2 separate regions of the Mus musculus genome follow, and region 2 is linked to region 1. Evidence: chromatin contacts called from ENCODE POLR2A ChIA-PET data. All regions are on one chromosome and are shown on one strand. Each heading gives the region's core, a stretch centred on a gene start or an enhancer-like site at or near the end of the contact. The rest is flanking DNA. Distances are from core to core; before and after follow the strand shown.

Evidence for each region. ChIA-PET counts read pairs that join two places held with the same protein, here RNA polymerase II (POLR2A).
Region 2: POLR2A ChIA-PET joins it to region 1 with 10 read pairs in embryonic stem cell. The contact joins the promoter of Txlna here to the promoter of S100pbp in region 1. POLR2A ChIA-PET finds 5 or more read pairs at or near these places in 3 of 5 experiments (Patski and embryonic stem cell).

What each region holds. Positions count from the first base shown.
Region 1 is chr4:129,187,996-129,190,890 of GRCm38, forward strand. S100pbp (S100P binding protein) reads right to left here and starts at 1,584. Exons shown (of 7, transcript NM_001379590.1): 1 at 1,547-1,584. It overlaps Yars (tyrosyl-tRNA synthetase), which reads left to right and starts at 1,908. Exons shown (of 13, transcript NM_134151.5): 1 at 1,908-2,077. The coding sequence starts at 2,021.
Region 2 is chr4:129,639,702-129,642,648 of GRCm38, forward strand. Txlna (taxilin alpha) reads right to left here and starts at 1,364. Exons shown (of 11, transcript NM_001199695.1): 1 at 1,270-1,364; 2 at 555-726. The coding sequence starts at 720.

The sequences.
Region 1 (2,895 bases), core at 334-2,833:
CCTATTTCTAAATTCTCTTAATTCTGCTCCACATCTCTGTGTGACCCTATTCTGTCCTTCTACTTCCCTCACCTGTCCACCCCCGTCTTCACACTTTAGTGTACCACCCCCTCTCTGTTCTCTAACCTCCTGGTTGCAACCTCAGAAACTGGTTCCCCCATCTATTTTTATCTTACCTCAAAAAACCTATTGCCTATTGGCTTCGTGCACAAAGCCTCATTCTATTCAGGACAGTAAAACGCCAATGCCAAATGTATACTACACATCCTACCTAGTTCAGGACTCTAAAACCAAAACCACTACCCAACTGGGTCTGATATGCAGGACCAAAAGCAAGGATTTTGCAAAAGGGGGTGGAGGGGTACTCCTCATTGGCCTTTGATTTCCAACCTCTCCTAAACAAAATACACTACCCGTGAAGCAGACAGCATCCACCAAAAAAGGGTGTATCATCAAAATGAGCCCCTCCCAAAATTTTTTTTTTTAACAAAGGGAACTGACTATCTGAAAGAATTTGCAACTCCCTCTGGGCTAACTGCAAACAAGGTAAAATGGAAAGATAACCGGTCTGGAAATCTCTGCTTTAGGTAACAATTCCCCCAGACTAGGGAGCCAAGAATTCCCACACAGGCCCAGGCAGCAGATTTTTCTAAACTGAAGCAACAGGTTTCTTTTACAAGAATAGTCTATTAAAGCCTGGGGCTCTTAACAACCACGGGGGGGTGGGGGGGGGAGGACAAAAAACAAAAAATGAGGGCAGCCGGTGAACTCCGTCCTCATTTGGTGGCCCTCTGAAGAAGGGCTCACCTTAGGTGTCTGCAGCATTCCCTGCGGCCCTGGATGAAACCCAGCAACGGTGGCCCAGGGATACCTTGCGAGGATGCCCGCGGGCCTCCCCGTCGGGAACACTACCCGCCCGCCCGCCGCGCCCAGGGCCTCTGCACTTCCCTCCTCCTCCCACTCGGGAGAGCGAGTCCTCGCCTCCCCGCGGATAGCGGGAGGAGCGCGTGTTCCCTCCGCGCCCCTCCCCCCAGGGGCGACCCAGGTCCCCCCGCGGGCTCCGCCAGGGCACCCGACCTCAGGGGACAGACGCTGACTGCCACATCTCGGCAGGCTGCGGCCCGCGGTCGCCCGGAGTGGGTCGCCCTCTCCCGCCACGACGCCCCGCGGGAAGCCCGCCATCCCCGCTCTCCCTAGCAACAGCCTCCCGCGGGGAAGGCAGGCACCGGGAGAGGAAGACCCCCCCCCCCGCCCCCACTGGCAGGGCCGGCGGCCCGAGGACCTGACAGCTCCCTTTTCCTCAGCGGGATGAGGGGCGTCACTCGCCCACGGATGTGGAGGTGGGGGGCAGGGACAACCTCCCCGCCCGCCATCACCTCTGGCGCGAGAAGCAGCCCTTCCCTCAGCGAGACGAGCTTCCCTACTCCTCACGGGGGCAAGACGAAGAACGCGGCCCTGTGGAGAAGCAACAGGCGGCCCGCCCCCTCCCCCCCGACCCCTCGCCTAGACGACGGGCGCCGACCCTTACGTCCCGCCCGCTCTTCACCTCCGGAAGCCGGGCCAAAAGCCTGGGCGAGCGGCAGCACCTCACTCCGCCCCCTGCGCCATTTTATCGCCCCCTTCACGACCTCCCCCACCCCGAGGCAGCGGGGCCAACACCAGGGGGAGGGCAAGCAAGCAGTGATTGGCAGGAAACCGCCCCGCCCCTGAGAGGGTGCGTCATGGGCGGCCTTCCTAACCCCGCCCCCCAGCTCCACCTACACTGTTTTGGTTTTTTTTTTTTTGGATGGTTCCGCCCCTTCCTGTTTCATCGATTCTTTCGACTCTCTGCTGCTCCTGACTCGGGGATGCTCGGGGAGAGGAGGGGACAGACAGAATCTAGGCCTAGCAAGCGGAGCGACGAGCTCAGCTGATGCAACCCGACGGGACTAGCGTGACAGTTCCCGGCACGCGGAGACGACGGCGAACGAGGAAAGGGCGCGGGTGCCGGCTGAGCGCGGGAAACAGAGACAGCGGAGCCATGGGTGATGCTCCAAGCCCTGAGGAGAAGCTGCATCTTATCACCCGGAACCTGCAGGTCAGGCCTTGGTGGGGGGTTGGGATGCGCCGTTGGGTACCGAGAATTTGAAGTCCCATGATTCCCGATGCCAATCCCTAAACGAGTGGGGCCGCGGTCTCCGCGCCTGGGCGGCTCTACGGCCCTCTCTGCTAGTTGATCAGTCAAGCAGCCATTCTCAGGGTGCAAGAGAAACTCCAGTGGGCTCACCCTTTGTGTGCACGTAGCTTGTGCTCCAGCCATTCCTGGGGCTGGGAACCTCATTCCACCCATCCTATTCCATGCCGGGAGCACTGCTAGGCTCTAGGGAGTCAGGGCCATGTCTTTCCAGGACTCTGGCGGAGAGAACCGGAAATTTAAAAGGACCTATAACCCAAATAAAACACGTACTGAAAGTTCCTATGACTGAAGTTCTGAAAAGAAATAAGGGGCGAGCTGGCCGAAGAGATGGCTCTGAAATGGAAAGAAAGTACTGCTCTTACAGAAGACCCGTTTTCAGTTCCCAGCACCCATGTCAGGTTATTCGGTACGGCCTGTATCAGGGGATCTGACGTCCTCTTCTGGCGTGTGTGTGTGTGTGTGTGTGTGTGTGTGTGTTGTGTACACGCGGGCGCTGAGAACTGCATTTCAGACAGGGAAGACCCAAGGGGAAGCAAGAATATTGTAGAACAGGGAGAAGGCTAGGCTCAGCTCCGTGGTAAAGCATGAGTAAGGCCCTGGACTCAGCCTTCAGTGCCCTCACACACCCTTTGTCCAAGGACACTGATTTAAATGGAATAAAGCAAGCACAGTACTGCTCGGCCACCACAACTCCCTGCCAACAGAACCGTTTCCATCCC
Region 2 (2,947 bases), core at 114-2,613, 450 kb after region 1:
TCTCTCTACAGGGCCCTGGCTGTCTTGGAACTTAGTATGCAGGCTGATCACAAACTCCGAGATCTGTCTGCCTCTGCCTCCTGAGTTCTGTGGACAATGGTGAGGGACACTAGGCCTGGCCTCAATTTAAGTTTTTTTAAACCCTAAGTTTGTTTAGTTATAAAACAAGTATTTCTAACACCCAAACATACTTGTTATAAAAGCCAACTGTGTAAAGCACCCCTGTGTGAGGAGCAGTTGGCATGTGGCAGACGCTGCACCTCATGAAGGACAATTACCCACCACTGGCAAGTGTTCTCTGGGAATATGACTTTGCTTACGGGGTGCTTCATTTGACTGTCTTCGTTTAAACCAGTCAGAGCATGCTCCCAAGGTTGCGCCCCACGGCTAAGAGTGGGAAGGTTCACCACCTCCCCAGGAAACAAAAGGATCACACAGAATGAGCATCGTTCATTCTATAGTTCCTTCTTCTTGGGTAAACACTGGCCTCAGAAGACAGACCAGTACCAGAAACTCCTCCCTCTGCCCACTGGAAAAGCAGAGCTGGCACACACCCTCGGTCTTCCCAGGAGCCTGGCTTGTGGAACCTTCGGCTTCCGCCCCAGGAGCTGTCTGTCTGGGTCGTCCATGGGCTCCCTCCGGTCCTGCTTCCCGTTGCCCCGGGCTGCCCTTCGAGTTGGAGTGTTTGGCAGGCCCATTCTTTTTGTCTTGGTTCTTCATTGTGATCTGCAAGGCCAGAAATGGGGCAGATCCTTTAAGGACCCAGTTGCTTTTTTTTTTCTAGACTTCAAAATTCTTCTTCACAACTAGATAAGAAATCCCCAAATCTGACGCTCGAAGCTTCAAACAGACCGGTCGGTCTTCGCCCGGGATTTCACGGTCCCATGGAAGGTTTCCGAGAAGCTGCCCCTGAGTGAGTGAGGGAAGGAAGAGGCCTCCTTTCTCCCGAATGCCACTTCTCGGCACCACACGGCTCCCTCTCGGCAGCCGGAGCGCGGGATTGGCTCAGAGCCGCAGACTGACGTGGCGGGATGCTCCAGTCCCGATCGGCTCCCCGCCCCACCAGGTCCCACGTGGGACCCCCGCGCGCGCGCGCGCACAGAAGCCACCCACACCCCACGCGCCCTCTAGACCTAGAGTACGCACGCGCAACACTGGGGCAGGCCGCCCTCCCCCCGACCCCCCGAATTAGTTGTTCCTCTACGGCCAACGCGTCCTGGGCCACAGACCCTCTGAAGAGCTCGTCCCACGTACAGCCCATAGACATACTTCACCACGGACGTCCGGCGGCGTCCTCCTCTCCGGCCGAGCACCGGAAACCTAGGTAACTGCTGCCAACAGGACCGCCCTCTCCTGCCGCAGCCAATCAACAGCAAACGCGGGCGCGGAGCTTGCTGGGAAAAAAGAAGTCAAGGCGGCTTTGGAGGCGGGAGTGGGAAAAACTACGAGCCCCTTCATGCCTCGCGGCGCCGCACAACTCCCGAGATGCAACCGAAAAGCATAGGAGCCAAATACCCTGAGGGTCCGAAATTATGTCATTGGTCGAGAGATTTTTGTCAGCCTCTTTTCTGGTACTGAAGCTATGATTGGCCTTAAACTTTGGCATTCTGGTCTTTTTTTTTTCTTTTTTTTTCATACACTCATTAGTCCTTTATAAACATGTATGACTTTCTATGATCTCTGAGAACTCGGAAGAGGGATAGAAAGGTAAACTAATTTGTTATGTGCCTGGCATTTTTTTCCCCTCTATTACAATAGAAGGTTTATAATAATTCAAACGTTTTTTCCTCGTATCCAGTAGCTTGATTCTCATAATTACTCGGATTAAGTACAAAATACTCAGTGATCTGTGAAATATACGATAGTACAGAAAAGCCTAGTTAAAATAAAACAAACTACTATTTGTTTGTTAGAGACAACATCTCGTTATATGTGGCTTTGGCAGGCCTGGAACTCCCTATGTAGATTAAATTGGCTTTGAACTCAAGAGTTTTGTCTGTCTTTGCCTCCCCATGGCTTGGACTAATGGCAAAGGCCACCAGGTAAAGGGTAAATAGTTTAAGGCTCCATCAATATTGTGTGGTTATAGCAGATTCAAAGCTGGAAGCCTGACACCAGCACCCATCCTTTAAAAATATTTCTTTGCCCCCTGAGTCAGGGTTTCTTTGTGTAGCCTAGTGTGTCCTAGAACGTAATCTTTGACTATGCTGGCTTCTAACTCAGAGCTGCCTACCAAAACCGGTTGGAACCATTCTCCGACACCACAGCTGTTCTCTGAGGCAATTTATGCCCCGCCTTCTAACCCCACCAGCTTGGCAATTACTCCCTCAGAAAGGGATTGAAGCCAGGGAGTTTGGCTTTAGGCAGGTTGGTAAACTCCCACCCTACCACCCCTGCCCCACTTTCTGCAAAGTATCAAGTGTTACTGCTTTAAAATGTTAGATTTTTCTCGTCTTTGTTCTTCATTATGATTTGCAGTGCCAGTGTAGGCTCAGAACATTAAAAAAAACCCCACAATTGTGATTTCAATTCTTTTGTTGTGTGGAGTTTGTTTTGTTTGATAAGGTCTTGCTTTATAGAGCTGGCTGGCGTGTAACTCTCTATGTAGATCAGGCTGTCCTAGAAACTCACGTGTTGAAATTACTGTTGGCTAAATGCTGCAGCCTCAAGAGGCTAGAGTCAGGCTGTGGGGTAGAGCATGTTGCAAATTGTGCTAATTGGACTTTGTTTTAGGGTTCTTAAATGATGTCTATTTTTCTGTAATAGGTCTGCCAAACAGACTCAGAGTAGAGTTCTGTCTGTTCACATGTAACTTTGAGAGACAATAAACTCAGTGACAGAGTACTTACCCGGAGTGATCAAAGCTGAAAAGAGAAAGCGTTGGCACTTGACCAGTTTACTGAGGGAACCGAATCTCAGAAAGGTTTGCGTTAAAGGTACCTGGAAA